Linked DNA regions of Mus musculus: region 2 is linked to region 1. The links are chromatin loops, found by intact Hi-C in ENCODE. Cell type or tissue: left cerebral cortex. All regions are shown on one strand.

What was found. Hi-C counts contacts between places; a loop is a spot of excess contacts. Peaks named below come from ENCODE experiments on the same cell type or tissue, not always from the same donor. Only the 100,000 strongest peaks of a DNase experiment are listed, where the experiment ranks them.
Region 2: it touches region 1 in a loop (4-fold over the local background); 33 of 42 quality-filtered maps call a loop at or near these places.

Annotation. Positions count from the first base shown.
Region 1 is chr1:154,782,537-154,790,536 of GRCm38, forward strand. Gm51649 (a long non-coding RNA gene) reads left to right here and starts at 4,449. Exons shown (of 4, transcript XR_003948055.1): 1 at 4,449-4,806; 2 at 6,205-6,332; 3 at 6,427-6,681. It also overlaps a transcript of Cacna1e not described here. In left cerebral cortex, CTCF peaks have their summits at 3,898 (motif pointing right) and 5,721 (motif pointing right); DNase peaks (open chromatin) are centred at 3,880, 5,743 and 6,146; H3K27ac peaks cover 487 bases.
Region 2 is chr1:155,219,883-155,227,882 of GRCm38, forward strand. BC034090 (cDNA sequence BC034090) reads right to left here. Exons shown (of 10, transcript NM_001370865.1): 5 at 5,029-6,566; 6 at 3,393-3,549; 7 at 1,453-1,705. Among named protein-coding and RNA genes, the nearest start is that of Gm31102, 19 kb to the right of the region's middle. In left cerebral cortex, a CTCF peak has its summit at 4,493 (motif pointing left); DNase peaks (open chromatin) are centred at 1,904, 2,365, 3,803, 4,467 and 1 more place.

The DNA.
Region 1 (8,000 bases):
GACAGTCTCAGATGACCTGCTGTGTCCCAGGGCAGCTAGTGCAGAACTCCATCCTGGCAGAGTTAGGCAAGCCAGGGAGTACCAGCCAATGGCCTACCCTGTGGCCCCAGAGCTAGGTAGGCAAGTTGCTACCCAAACAACCACCAGAGGAGATTTATAGCTGTGCCAAAGTCTACCTAGCATAAACACATTTGAATCTTCTAGGGCTGAGCTCTAGACACCCCCATATTTTTTTTAATGAACCAGAGTGAAGGGAGCTTAGGGCACCGTGGAAATGATTGTTCCCTCCCTGGTCATGGTGAGGGACACAGGACCAAGAGCAAGAAGAAACAGCACAGTAAGCGCCCCTCACCCTAGACACTAGTGTGCTCAGGTTGACATGAGTGTCCAGGGCTGGGGAAGAATAGATGCAGTCACTCTAAAGACTTCTGCACTTCCACTGACTCCCCTGCCGAAAGCATCTTTAGCTGGGGTGGGCAAGCTGAGCAGATGGTCCCCGCTGGCTAAAGTGGGGAACAGTCTATTGAAAGGTTCCAGTCATTTTCACAGAGGTATGATTTGAGGTTGAGACAGAGAAGGACAGATCCAGCAGACGTGGTGGGGACATGTTGCTGCCTAGTGTCCCCAATGGTTCTGGTGTCCCAACTAAATAAGCCACAGCTGTAGAACTTCGCACTGAACAGAGGCGAGGCTCCACCCACCTCACTTCCAGGCTCAGGACCTATAAGCCAACATCTTCTAAGTGGGTGCTGGGATGTACCACTATCTCCCCTCTAGGCTGGGGTATTCTTGACCCCCACCAGCTTCTGGGGATGTTAGCATGCAACCTACAGGTAATGTATCCTCTCTAGGTGCCAGCAAAGTCATGACACCTTCTGGAGGAGTCTATATTAGGGTCTAGAAGCCTAGTTTCTTTGTTCTCGGGACAACTTGGAACAACTCAGACCACACAGAAGCTCTAAAACCTTCCTCTTACCCATGAAGACACCTGAGTACCACAGCCCAGCTTTGCTTATTGTTTGGTCCCAGCCTCTCCTCCCCTTTCTGTTAGCCCAGATTTGACTCCAAAAGTAACTCCAGTAAAACTGAACATTAGCCCTGCCTCACTTTGTTCTCCCGAAGCCAGTCTGCAGCAAGCAGACTCACCTCACTGGAGTAGCATGGCACCAGGCCAGGAGTAAAGTAGGAAAAAAGTGAAGCCAAGTGCCCTCTGCACAGAAGAAGAGAGGAGGTGCCTGACAGAACCCATCCTTGGCTAATCCAGGGCCAGCAGAGAGGTCAGAAGCTCCACATGGGAAGAGAAGTGAATGGCTCTTTGATCATACAACCCCCAAAGTGGATGCATATAAGGCAGGAAGGGGAAGGGGGGACTTAGTAACAGAAAGGTGTGGTGGGGTGCACCTCAGTTGGTAGTGCTTGCCTAATATGCACAAAGCCCTGGGTTTGAGCTCCAGCACAGAGCACAGAGACCAGATGGTGTGTGCCTGTAACTCCACCGCGCAGGGAGGTGGAGACAAAAGAATCGGTAGTTCAAGGGTATCCTCAGCTACATAGCAAGTCTGAGACAAGCCTGGGATATAAGAGACTTGGTCTCTCAGAGAGAGAGAGAGAGAGAGAGAGAGAGAGAGAGACCAACGAAGCTTCAAGAATCCCAACCACTTTATCTGGAAGCTTGACAAAGGTGGATGTCACCAGATTAGAGTGCACCTCCGTAGTAAATGATTCTTAATTTTGTGTAACAAAGACACCAAGCTGCCCAGCTTGTAAGGAACATAGGCAGGACTGAAGAATAGATAACTATCCCATGTGCTCTTAAGCAATGGCCCTAGCTGCAGAGGAATGACGGATGCCTCTAATTTGCACATCAGAGCACAGAGGAGGGTAAAGGCCAAATCTGTACAACTTCTTAAAGAAACAATTTAAGATCCCCTTTCTATAAGCCTGGCACTGCCATGTTCCCCCTCTGAAAGTCTACGTGTAAAGACTCTCCAATTGGGAGAACCCGTAGTTAGAAAGCAGTATGTTGCTTTCAGACAGCTATGCACAACACAGCTTGGCAAGAGGAACTCACCTGTGGCAGGAACCAGAACCACGAGCCAGCTACCAGGGCCCAAGAACAGCATACACACCACCCAACTCCGCCCAGATACCACCGCTCCCACCCTGCCCCCACCCCAGATCATCCTTCCATCCCTAGGAGGCACCAAGGTTCCCTATGGACGCTTTTAAATTCAGCAAACACGCCCCATCCATCCAGGAGTCCCAGGGCTGCCCCTCTGTGCCGGATACCACAAGCTGAGCTTCAGGCATGCCCAAAAGTACAGCCCTGGCTGGGGATGAAACCAACTCTGCCAGTGAGCTAATTAGTGGCCCTGAGAGGTTAGGAACACTGACTGACAACTAATAGCTCCATCTCTCTGTTTCCTGCTGGTGTATTATTAATTCATTCCGCCTTTCCTGTGGGACCTGAGAGATAACACGGACGGCGAAAGTTCACATTTCAATGTGAGGCTGAGATGCAGGGGAGGGGCGCTATGAAGCAGCAGCAGCCAGGAGGTGGGGGAGTGAGGGCACAACGCGGGAAAGGCCCTTCCACAGGCGGCTCCCACGGACTCAGCCTGCAGAAATGGAAGTGCAGGCATAGCAGCACGTGCCACGGGTTTTCCTTGGCAGATCCCCCCATCACTGAACTTGAGATCACAGCAGTTATACGTATTGCCTTATAGAGACGCTAAGAACCATCTTTCTAGAAACAGCCAGAGAAAGGGGACCATCTTATACTAATATTTTTAAGTAAATTTAAAAAATTTTTAAAAAGCAAATTGTAAACTTCCAAGCATAGTTTGATTTCACTTCCGTGACAGAGAAGACAGAACGGGGGTGAAGGAAAGAAGGAACAAGCTCTAGGCAGCTTAGTCATTGGAGACGGGGAAGGACAACTGTTGTGTAGATGGTACCCTGGGAAGGATGAGATCAAGGGCTACGGCACAAAGCTGGAGTGGACCCAGCACGTTCATTACATCAGCGACACACTCCGCTGACCCACGTATGCTTTCTTTCGTTAACTAGCCACAGCTCTGACCTGCTCTAAACACAGAACCTCCCCCTGCTCTAAGTCTGGGGAGGATGGGGGCTTCTGCAACTAACACCCGCAGGTAATGAGGCGGTGTCTTAGGGCACAGGGCGAACATGATGAAGCTGGGCGGTGTATGTGGGCATCGCTGCAAAGGATCTGCAAGCAAGGGGCTCTGGACGAGAGGGGAAGGGGAGGAAGGAGGCAAACTCCACCCACATTCGTCCCTTCTCTACTTCAGGACAAGAGAAAAGTGGTGGGCCGGGGTGGGGGCAGATAAAAGAGAGCAAGGCCTAGGAATGGCCAGCAGAGGGATGTGCAGTGTTAAGAGGAAAGGGCTCCAAGTCAGGAAGCTGGCACGTGGCTGCACCTCAGCTTCTCAGATGAAGTTATGAGACGGTGGTATCAACGGTCTCGTGCAGCTAGGTGCTGGGGCTGCGTGGGCATCGACCCTGTTACATAAGCATCTGTTTTCAACGATGTTTTCAGCTCTAATGCCCACCACAGATTCCCTCGATTATGTTCACCTCCTCAGCACTGTTTCTACTCTGTCTCCGGGCATCCTATCACATCCAAGGGAAGATGTCCTTCATCTTTGCCTTGACTCACGTGCAGCCAAGGTACCCCGGTGGGCTCTTTCAGAAGCAGGATGAAAAGCCAGTGCAGGCTAGGGTGGCGGGGATGCCTGGGATTAGAGCGATACCTCTGGCCCTGCTCACCCTCTCTGCCAAGGTTTTAGTTTCTGCTTCCTGGCCTGTCATTCGATGAATGGCCTCTAGGATGCGCTAGTTCTCTGTAACAATGTGCAGCTTCCCAGACTATGACTGCAATGAACAGACAAAAACCACTGGAGGGCAGCATAGAGTTACTTTCCCTTTTTACTACTAGCATGATGTGGTTTTCAATACTCTTTTTTTCCCCCCATAAAGATGACTGTGCAACAGATCTAGTGCTGGCATAGTGTTCAAGAAAAGGCAGAGACACCTATGCACCTCCACCTCTACCCCCACCCCAGAGCAGCTGATGGCTTCAGGGGAAGCAGGAAGGCTAGCTTCCTACTGCCTTGAACTTCCTACTGCTTTGAGGCGGGAGGTGGGTGTTTCTTCTCCCTCTCTCTCCCTCTCTCCCTCTCTCCCTCTCTCCCTCCTCCCCTCCCCCTTCCACTTCCCCCTCCACCTCCCCCTTCTCCCTCTCTCCTCTCCCTCCCTCTCTCCCCCTCCCCCTCCCTCCCCACCCACCTCCCCCTCTCTCCCTCTCTCCTTCTCTCCCTCCCTCTCTCTCCCTCCCCCTCCCTCCCCCTCTCCCTCTCCATCTCTCCCTCTCCCCCTCCTTCTCCCCTCCCCCTCCCCCTCCCCTTCCCCTTCCCCCTCTGTGTTTATACTATGTAGGCCAGACTAGTCTCAAACCCGAGATCTTCCACCTCAGCTTCCTGAATGCTGACACTGTCTGTCAGTCACTGTTCCTGAAGCATGTGTTCCTTGTACTTCTAGCAAAGCAGGAGCCTTCTTTAGCCCCCAGTGGGGGGTCTAAGGACAGATCCACAGCTGTGAGTCAAAGCTGCATTGCTTCAGGCAACACCCAGTTCTTTTTCTCTCTCTGCCCCAGAGGGAAGTTTCTAGAACTGTGGAAGATATAAAGGTAGAAACACTAAGAAAAACAGAAGTCATTGAAGACCAGTTGTACAGCTGGACCCTTGTTTTGAAGCTTTCCAGAACAAGTAAAGAAATCGAAGGGTAGGTGCTGAAGCTGCCCAAAGGGCCTGTGTGTGCGTGTGTGTGTGTGTGTGTGTGTGTGTGTGTGTGTGTGTGTGTGTGAATGTTCATGTGTGAGTGCACAGATGCATGGATGCACATACATGTGTTTTCATGTGGAGACCAGAGGTTAGCATGTATGCTTCCCTTCCTTATATTTAAAGTAAGGTCTCTCACAAAACCCAAGGTTAAAGCCAGCTGTTGAGTGAGCCTTGGAAATCTGCCTGCTTCTGTCTGCCCAGCTCTAAGGTCCTAGGCACACATGCGTGGCATTTGTCTGAGTGTGGGGATCTAACTCGGGTCCTGGGGACTGCACTATACCAACTTTCCATCCGCAAGGGGCCCATATCAAAGCAAATCCCTAGGACTTGTCAGATTGTGTTGGCTCCGGGGGCGGGGAGATGGGGGTGGGGAGGCTGTTCCCCTGGCTTCTCTGTGACTTCCTGTTCTGCTCAGAACCCCAAGGAAGCAGGACGTATGCTGCAGGTCTCTTAGCTGCTGGCTCTCAAATGTGTTGCTATCTGATGATAACAGTGCTGACATGTTGAAGGCATGTGTCCTGTTCTGCAGGCATGTTATACTGAAACTCTAAGAGTCCAAAATATGTAATCTCTGAGCTAGGGGAGTCGGACCTTACTGGACTGGAAATTCAGGAGCTTCAGGGCCAGCTGTCGTACAAATGATAGAACGAAGCTGAAGGTAGCAATAGGGTTAGTAAGGACTAACATGACCTTCAGACTGCCTAGCCTCCAAAAGGACATAATTTGAAATGGAGCTAAAATATCAGATCATTAAACAAAAGAATTTTTAGTCAACTAAATAAATTTTTCTCCTGCAATGATTTCCATGGACACTATTATTCAAAGCACTAAGCCAAGTTGTGCCCAACTTTGCCAGCAGGTGGCAGCACGTGCCTCTAGATCTGTGTGGGGTCCGCCGCTTCTCAAGAGGGCCAGAGGGAACATGGCTTAATAGCCTTTAAAATTCAGCCAGAACGCCCTAAGGCAGAGATATCTGCCTCCTACAGAATTTGTAGTACTGTTGAGTACAATGTAAATGATTGGGAGGATGCTATTTGAACGTCCAATTGTCCTTCCTCCCAATCTGGCTGTCCCATCCTCATTGGAACACCACACACACACACACACACACATACACACACACACACACACACACACACACACCAGTACAGCAGAGCAGATGAAGATGAGACAAGAGTGGGAATTCAGGAGTGGTGCATTGCTCACCACATGATCCTGCACGTGGAGGAGTGGTTCCTGCAAAGCACCAGCCTCCTAGCATCCCCATCTTCTTCACCTGTCTGGTCAGGACGATGTTGATGCTAAATGTTCATGCGTGCTCACTGCTGTCTTGTGCCAGGAACTGTGTGTTTCCACACCTACCCACCCACAGGCTGCTGAGATCCACTGTGTCTGCAGCAGATCCCCAACCCTAGCGGAGCCAGCCTCTGCTTCACCTCCCTCAGAAGCCCCAGGCAGATGGTAATGGTAAGTAATGGGCCTTGGGGGTGAGGAACATGGCACCTCGGGGAAAGGGCCAAGCAGTAGAGCAGTTGTTACATATAGTTTCCCTCCCTCCGAGGCTGTTTAAACACACCCCTGCACTCATCTGCAATCCAGCAAAGGAGGAGAATGAAGCTTGGAATAGAACATCAAACAAGACACAGTCTGCCAAGATCAGCCAGTGGCAGGAAGGAAGAGCGTCCCCGGACAACTCGCACTATGCCTGCCTTGCTTTACAGCCCATGAGTTCCACAGGGCTAGCCTGCTCTACAGCTAGAGTCCCCGTTATCCTGAGCTTCCTGGACTAGTCCTGACAATACGGCAGAAAAGCCTGGTGAGAACCTAGGTCATAATTTTCGCCACGACAACACTTCATGGAGAATTCTTCCCTTTGCAATCACACCAAATGCAGGTGTTGTTTTTGACCCTGGTGGTGACCAGGGAGTAACAGCCTCTCCCCGTAGCTCTGACACTCGTCAAAGGAGGCAGGAAGCTGCCGGTGGTGACAGGACACAATGGCCAGGGGCCTCTTGTAGACTGTATGATGAGGGCAACTTTTTTGGGGAGGCATCAAAGGTCTAAATGACAAGAGTTATGGTTATACAGTTGATCTAAAGGGGAAAAAATCATTCTAGACAAAGAGTAAATCCAGGGAAGGAACATAAACAGACTTTGTCTGAGTGTGAAAGCAGACCAGTACTAAGGGAAAACAGGTCGCTCTCTACGGAGATTGAGAGAGACTCATGGCACAGAGCAGGTGGGGGACACGTTGTCCTCTGATGTAATGAAGAGCTGTATCAACTCTAAATGGCCCTGTCGCTGTGATGGATACACTCACTGCTTTCGGGAAACCAACATCCAAGGGGAGAGGCCAATTAGAGCGCTATTGTGATAGTGTAGGTGACAGTGGCCTGGCCAGAAGAGAGAGAAAGGAGGAATGAGTGATATCTAGCATTTGGTTTGGGCAACTGGATAGATGGCACTGCATCCTGAGCCAGGACTAATGATGGGGTGAAACCATGTCAGAAGGGGGTGAGGAGTTTTGTTCCTATAGTGTTATATCTTAAACATGAGACAAGAGTGCAGAGATATCAACCAAATATTTTGCTACAAGAATCAAAGGTTTGGGGACTGGGGATGTGGCTCAGCAAGTAAAAGCGCTTGCTACAGGAGCTTGAGGACCTAAGTTCAAATCCCCAGCACTTACGGTAACATCAACAAAACAAACAAACAAACAAACAAAAAGCCCTGGGCATGGCTGTACACAATGCCTGTAACCCATGAGCTGTGTGAAAAGGGGGTACAGAGGGGTGTGAACAGGAAGATCACTAGGGCTTCCTGGCCACTAGCCTAGTTCCAGACTCAGTGAAATACCCTGTCTCAAGGGAGTAAGCTGGAGAGGGGTGGGTCAGGACACACACACACACACACACACACACACACACACACACACACGGACACACACACACAGGAGTTGAGTAAATAGAGAGTCCTAGTTGATGCCACCCATGAAGACTGTAGGCACAGAGGAAGCCCAGAACGATCCTGGGTCTTATTAACATTGCTCTATGTGGTCTAACAAAAGTGTCTCAGATTTACAACAGGACTGCGAGGTAAGCATTAAATCCCACCAGGGCTTACAGTCTGCCCAAG
Region 2 (8,000 bases), 440 kb after region 1:
AAATAAAAAGGTCCAGTGCCTTAGACCAGCACTTCCCACCCTGGGGGTCGAGGCCCTCTGGGGGTTGAACAACCTTTTCACAGGGGTCACATATCAGATCCTGCACATTTTTACATTGACATTTACATTATGATTCATAACAGTAGCAAAATTTGTTACAAAGTAGCAACAAAAATTATTTTATGGTTGGGAGTGACCACAACATGAGGAACTGTATTCAAGTGTCACAGCATTAGGAAGGGCCCTGCTTTAGGCTATGGTTTCCTTCCTAACTCTGCACAGGGGAGGGTGCAGAGAACAGAATAGCTCTGCGCTCCCAGCACACAGCACAGAGCAGGATTTCCGGAGGTCTGGTAGAGGTGAGTGTGCGGAGGTGATTTGCTAAGCCTGGCACTCGGAGAGGGAGATGCTTAGCTGGTGCCCTGTATTCACTGAATGTGAACTGGGTACACTAGCTACTGAGACAGTATTGGGGGTGTAGACATCATATTCCAGTGAGGGGAGAGAGACATGGAGGGGTGAAACTCTGTGAGAAGGCAAACAGCAGAAGCCACGCAGCCTAAGGACTGTGGTGACTTCTAAAGGAGGAAAGAACAGGCGTCAGCAGGTAGAGACAGCAGAGGCAGTCAGGTGCAGATTCAGTCAGACTGCGTGATCTGACTGTAGAAGTGTCTGTCTATTCAGCAGAGGCCAAGAGTGTTCTGGGAAAGTGGGGAGATGTAAAAGCCACAGACAGCAGATCTGGAAGCAGTCCTGGCAAGGTGCCATTGGTATGGCCAGGTCTGTCCAGCCTCAGAAAAAACACCTTGGAGGCCACGTGGAGAAAGACCAGAACAAAGAGGCCAGTCAAGGCTTGCCGTGACATTACAGATGGGGATTGTTTAGGGGTTGGAGAGATGTCTAGGCGGCTAAGAGCACTGGCCGCTCTTCCAGAGAACCCAGGTTCGATATCCAGTACCCGCATAATAGCTCATAACTGCTTATAACAACCCCAGTCCGAGGGGGATCCAATGCGCTCTTCTGGCTTCTGCGAGTACCAGGCATGCACAAAGACATATATATGAAGGCAAAACACACAGAGAAAATACTTCTTTTTAGAAAGAAAGGAAGGGAGGGAGGGAGGAAAGAAGGAAGGAAACAAAGAGACAAAGAAAAGAAAGCTCATTTGGACTAAGGAGTCACTGTGGCCAAGGAGTAGGTTAAAGAATGCAGGGCACGAACTCTCCAGCACACAGGCAACAGGGAGAGAGAGAGAGAGAGGACAGTAGGTGGTGGGTGAAGAAACAGGATTAAGGGTCACTCACACACAGTAAGCACAAGTACTGTGAGACAGTCGTGAGGATGCTAGCGGCTCGCCACTGCTGTGACTTGGACTTGCCTCCCCTTCCACTCTCATCCCATTAGACCACACCACTGGAACCACACCCTATAGCCAGGGCCCTGGGGACTCACCAGATGCAGGGTCTGTAACGATGGGGCTCTTTTCACTTTGGGGGTGCTGGTCTGTGGAGCCAGGGCTGAGGGCTGCAGTTGTTCCACACTGTAGCTTCGGGATGGGCCAAGTCTGGGCTGGGGTGTGTGGCCCAGGGCTGAGAAAAGCTTTTTGAGCCCCAGGGCAGAGGTAATGCTACTCCTCCTTTTCTTGTTCCCATCAGAATGGGTGCTTGAGGGTGACCTGTGCCCTGCACTGGCCTCAAGTGATGCTCTGAAACGCAAAGGGGAGGGCATGAGCTGGATGTATCCTGCATCGTAGGGCTCCACAGACCCCAGTGGACCAGGGCCCATGTCCTCAAGGAGGTTCTAAGAATCAGGCTGTAGCAAGGAGAGCCACGCAGACTCTGCCAGGTACCCCGTGAAAGTAGAAGCCATCCACTCCGCTCCCGCGGGATGTCTCACAAGCCTCCTATCTGTCCGCCCTCAGCTAAGGGAATAGAGAAACTTATCAACAACAGGCCACAAGAAGAAGAGAAGCCAAACAGTGATGTGTGGGGTGAAGCAGGGTGGGACTAGGCACTTATTTTAAATAGTTTCCAGGGAAGAGCTCTTTGGCAGAAAACAATCTTTATACCAAGGGCCAATGACAGGAAGGAGTCAGGCCCTTAAGCCTGAAGTGAGAACTGTTAGAGCACAGAACAGCTGGGACCTCTGTCTGAGCAGAAACAAATGTGATGAGTTCAATGACAGCAGCCAGGTAGGGAGAGAAGCAGGAAGGGGTGTGCGGTGAAGCCAGGCAGGCAGGGAAGTCCCACCACGCCAAGCACTGTCAGCCCCGGGAAGAGGAGAGGAGAGGCTACTGTGGGGCTTTAAGTAGGACAATGATACCATTTAATTGGGTTCTAAAAAAATATTCCCTTGTGCAGCTAAGAAGCGAGACAGCTTAGACCAGATGGTAGAGAGAGGGGCTGGGGGCTGGCGAGGGCTGCCGGTGGGTAAGGGAGGGAAAGCAGGAGGAGGCAGATCGAGGTCTAAGCTGTGGGGACAGCACCACAGCTGCTGGGAAGGGGGTGTGGGGAAAGCAACCGTGGTGTTTTTATTGAGGGAACAGCTAGATACTTGAGAGAGATGTCCAGGAGGAACTGGCCAGACAGTCCTCACATTGTGGCAACCGTCCAGACCTGTCTGGGCCGTCAGGAGGCCGAGTGCTGTGTGCAGTCACAGGATACAGTCTGGAGCTGGGAAAGCCCTTACAAGTACCAGGTTTGCCTAGGCTTTGAACTTGGTCCAAGGAGGTTCCAGCAAGGTCTCAGGTGGCTAGGCCTCAGCTGGTGCAAGGAAGGGGATCAGTTTGCATCCTGGGAGCACCTTGAGGGCTGTGGCCCTCAGCTGTATCATTAGTAGCTGGGGCTCAAGGGTGGGGATATTACTCCGTGCCTCAATGAAGTCCGTCAGATAAAGAGAATTAGCAAAGGTGGGGCTGGAGTAGGTCAAGTGCATAGAAGTGGCATAGAAGCCTGAGGACCTGAGTTCAGATCCCCAGTGCCCACTTACAAGCCAGGCCACGCAGAGCAGCACGTCTGTAACCCCAGTTCCAGGAGGCAGAGACAATGTGGGTTGGGGGTTCAAACACACGGTGTGAGGCAACTAAGTAAGATTCCCCCAATGTTAACATCTGGCCTGTATATATACTTAGATACGTACAGCCATGTGTCCCCAGACACACGTGTACCCGGTTTTCCCTATGAGCACACATGTACAACACACACACACACACACACACACACACACACACACACACACACACACACACAGAATTAGGGAGGGTGGTTTAGGGCACCAGGATGTGGTCTAGGGCCTTCTGGGTCTGGAAGAGGAAGTTAAGAGACACTATGCTCCAGGTGGTATGTCCCCATCCAGCATGCCTTATGTCGTCAGGGCTTGCTCCTGCCACTCACCCAGTGGGCACATGGCCCCCAGAGCTGGATCCTGTCCTCTGTGAACCTCCTCCCCACTCCTGGCTGCGCTCAGGCTCCTCTGAGGTAAGGGCGAGGGTGATGGCTGTAGAGTTGACAGTGGCGATATCCACTGACTGGAGAGAGTCCTGGAGTGTTCCTGCAACAGCCACAGAGCCGCCCCTGCTACATGACTGTCCCCACAGGTCACACGGGGGAAAGGCCCATTTCCCAGCCTGACCTGAGGAGCAGGAGATGCCGGGGAGAGGTGGGAGCCGTAGGAGCAGAAGCAGTAGAAGCCCAGGAAGCAGTCAGTGAAGGAGGCGGGGCTCATCCTTGAGCATCTGCTAAACTGGAAACTTTGAGGATAAGAGTGGGGGTGCTATGGAGGACTGTGGACTACTGTTACCCCATCACCCAGCTGGGCACCTAATAAGTATTTGTTAAGTGTTAGTTACTTGTGGTAGGTCATGCCCATTCCGTGTCAAGGGACACAGTCGAGAACTGGGGAAACAATCTAAAATTGCCACAGCTTTTACTATAGCTTCCATCTTGGGTCCATTGTATGCACTTGGTGATATGAAGGGTGACTGAACCCTTCATAGACTTGCCCTGTGGTTCCCACGAGACAGGCTGTATCTTAACCCTCCCCGTCTAGATAAGAAAACATGAGGATAGAGAGAGGAAGCGGTTACCCAGGGGCCCTGTCACTAATAAGAGAATCCTCACTAAGTTCTCAAGGAAGTGCAGACTCAGGGTTCCCAGAAAGGTCACTGCATCTCAGAAGGTCTGCAGGACGTGGCTAGGTTCACACCAGCCTGGAGCCCACACAGGAGAGGGAGGCACAGCTGAGCTCGGTGTGGAGGGCGGGAGATGGGTGGAGGCAGAACAACTAGGGGGGAGAGGCTTTGCCTCAGCAACTTCACTGCTGTCCGCTGGGATCACAGCAGTGCGGATCAGAGCGGGCACAGAATCTGCCCACGGCGAGACTCCTCCTCCCTAGGGCAAGGAGCTTTGGCAGCCTTGCCCATTAGAATCTACTAGCAGGTCGGACAACCAGGGCCACGGAGGGATCAGAGCGGCAGCTTGCTGTAGTGCTCCCCCTGCTGGTCACTGCACCCCACAGACACGTGTGACCACAGAGAACCTTAAGGGCAGGGAGCCTGCTTGAGTAATTTCCCACAGTGCGCAGGACAGGTCTGAGCTTGTACAGGGTGCATGACCAACAGTGAACAAGGCAGTGCAAAGCACAGAAGAGAGAAGGTGGAAGAGGCAGGTGACTGTCGGTAGTCACTCTTCTAAACAACAGTAGATTACTCATAGTTTACAAGAGTCAAATGCCCACAAAGCCTGGCCCCAGCAGCTGTGGACTGAAGCTTCCCCTACACACCCCAGAGTTCCCATCTGGCTCCATCCCCACCGAGGTCCAAGCCCCTGCTCCCCATCCCCCAAGCACAGAACACTGGCTAACTTGCTCCATGCTCTTGCTAAGTCCTGCACCCAGCTGGTGCTCCCCTACATCCTGCAGGCCTGCTGCTGCTCTGAGGGATCCACAAGGTGCTGGGGGCTGGGGGGAGGGGGAGTTATGGGCCTTATCCTAAGGTGATTAGGATGGAGAGCAAATGACAGCAGTCCTTACCATCTCCATTGCTCTCCAGAGGCAGCACAGGCTCCTGACAGCACTGGTCCTTTTCAGATCTATTCCTGTGGACAGCCACTCCTGAGGGCCCCTGCAGCCCTAGAGGGATGCTGCTGCTGGAGTTGTTGTTGAACAGGTCCAGCAGTGGATGCTTGACTTGGGGGCTACAGGGTTGGGGTTGGGGTCGCGTGAGAACCACAGTTCTTGGAGGGGACACAGGCAGGGGGCTATCCATATGCTCTGCCTGGTGTTCCTGCCAGTGATGCCCCTTCTGGACTGACTTCCTCGGAGGCATAGGGCAGAGGGATTTCCTCAAAGAAGGAGGGGTTGGCACTTCCTCGGGGAGGGTCAATGTTGACTGTGAGGCTGGGAGGGGTGCAGAGGGCTCTTCATGGCTCCGTTGGAGGGGAGAAGTGCAGAGAGTTTTCAGAGACTCATGGCTTTCAGGAACTTGGTCTGGTGGTTGGCCTGATCCTGAGGACCCACGTGTCTTGGAAAACGGCACAGCATAAGCTGTCCTGCATGGAGATCTGCAGTCCTCGGGGTGGGCACAGTGACTTCCTGACCGAGGTCCAAGCTGCCCCTGGGACCAAGGTCTCTTAGGTTCCAAGGCAGGTTTAGGCACAGCATCTTCCTCTGGAAACAGAGTCCCCTGAGGTATGTGTCCACTGGCTTCTCTCCCCTCCCCTCCTACAACCCCATCATCAAGCTGGGGCAGGTGAGACCAGGCCTGAAGGCCGCAGGGCAGCTCCGCCTCAGCCTTTCTGGACCACCTGGGACCTCCCTGGGGCCTAGACCCATGCCACCGCTGCTGGGGGCTGCTCACTCGGATCTGCTCACCTGCCCTGCTAGACTGAGAGGTCCTGGCATCAGTACCATCTTTCCAGCTGTCTGAACTGTGGGTGCTGTCCAGGGCAGAGTCCTCCTCTTCCTCAGGGTGTGTGGCAACAGTGTCTGTGATGTGTGTTTCCCGGATCCATTCTGTGTGGAGCCCTGGGAATGGGGAGCTCAGACCATGGGAATTACAGGGCCCCAGCAGTACTGCCTCTGCCTCACAGGCAGCCTGGAGACTCCGGAGGACTCTCAGGTCAGAGGCTGCCCTCTCCTCAGCAGGGCAACGCTCCTCCAGACAGCTGCCACAGGCTGGACACTTCCTCTCATTGTCCCAAGGAGGTGGTGGTACAGGGAAGTTACTCTGGTCCAGGCAGCCCACGGCCCTATGAAATGAGCTATTCCCTACAATGCGGTTAATGTAGTTGGTTAGGTCGGGTTTGGAGCGTAGAGGTCCTTGGTCCACAGCATGGAGCACTGTGCTTAACACTTGACGCTGGCGCTGCTGAAGCCGGTCCAGGTACCGGAATTCAGCCTCGTGGGCAGACTCATCTTCAAAACGGACATGAGACAGGGGCATTTCTTGCTTGGGCCACTGCCCATTGCTGGACTCTATGCTGGAGGGGTCATTCAAGTTCCCATTCTGGAGGTTCTCTCTGTAGGCAGAGGTGGTCCTCAATTCCGGGGCTGGGCTTCTCTGGCCATTTCTAGTGAAGAGACAGGAGAAAAGTCACATGCAGGGAGGTGGAGAGGATAACCAGTGTGCCCTGGATGTGCTCTGGCCCAGGCCTCACCACTCTGGGGCACATTCTCCCATGGTGCCTGACGGTACCAACAATCCACAAGGTTACCCCCAGTCAGGCTCCCGGGAAGACACGTGACAAGCCCCAAGCCCTGCAGGATGAGCACATCTCAAAACATCTGAGTACACAGCTGCTCAACAAAACTGATACATCCTTCTTTATTTTTAACTCACTCTCTACTGCTGGGCTCAGCATGAGTTAACAAGAAAAGCTACTAAGCCAGGGACTATGCAGAAGAAAGAAGGCAGACCTTATGTGCACTCTGTGTGTGCATGTGTGTATACATGTGTGTGTATGTGTGCATGTGTATGCACGTGTGTATACGTGTGTGTGTATACGTGTGTGTGTGTGTGTGTGTGTGTGTGTGGGTGTGTGTGTGTGGACAGTGACAGATTGTAGAAACATGTTCAGTCAGTCCTGTGTGAGGAGCTCTACATCTGGAGATTCAACCAGTCACATAATAAAAACATTTGAAAATAAAACTCTGGATCTGTGTGTCCGTACAGAACACATAGGGACTTTATTTTCTTTGTCTTCCCTTAAAAGCAGTGGTTCTCAACCTTCCTAATGCTGCGACCCTTTAGTACAGTTCCTCATGGTGTGGTGACCCCAACCACAAAATTATTTTATTGCTACTTCATAACTGTAATTTAGCTACTATAATGAATTGTAATGTAAATATCTAATATGCAGGATATTTGATATGTGACCCTTGTGAAAAGATCATTCAATCCCAAAAGGGTTGTGGCGCACAGGTTGAGAACCACTCAACAGTACAAAATAGAAGATAGCCCTTAAATACTACAAAGCAGCTACCACTGCAAAGCACTTCTGTGCTTAAAGGCTGTGGGTAATCTAGGGATGCACAGGAGGATGTGGCTAATCGGGGTGTAAAAGCTACACTCTTTTATGTCAAGGGTTCTGGTATCCAAGGGGGCTCCTAGAACCCGCCCCCTGTGACCACTGAGGAGCAGTTTGAAGTGCTGAAAAGCCTCTGAGGGAAGTCTCCATGGGTATTCTGTGGGCCTGGAAGTCTGGGACTTGGAGCATCCCTGACCTGAGGATCCCACACAGGATCCCTCAGGCCTTGCTGGGATGGGCTGCACCTGGGCAGACCCTGGTGCCTCTCCTAACACAACGGCAGAGCTCCTGCCCTAGTCCCTACCTCACACACCAACGCTGCCTTCGGATGCACACTGCTGTGCTTCATATCCTTTTTAGCTTTAGCTCTGGAAAATGCTAGCTGGTGGCCAGATCCTGCTCAGCTGCACACAAATGCCATCTCAGGACCCAACAGCCAGGTAACAGACCCACGGCCCACATTTCTTCCTTTTCCTG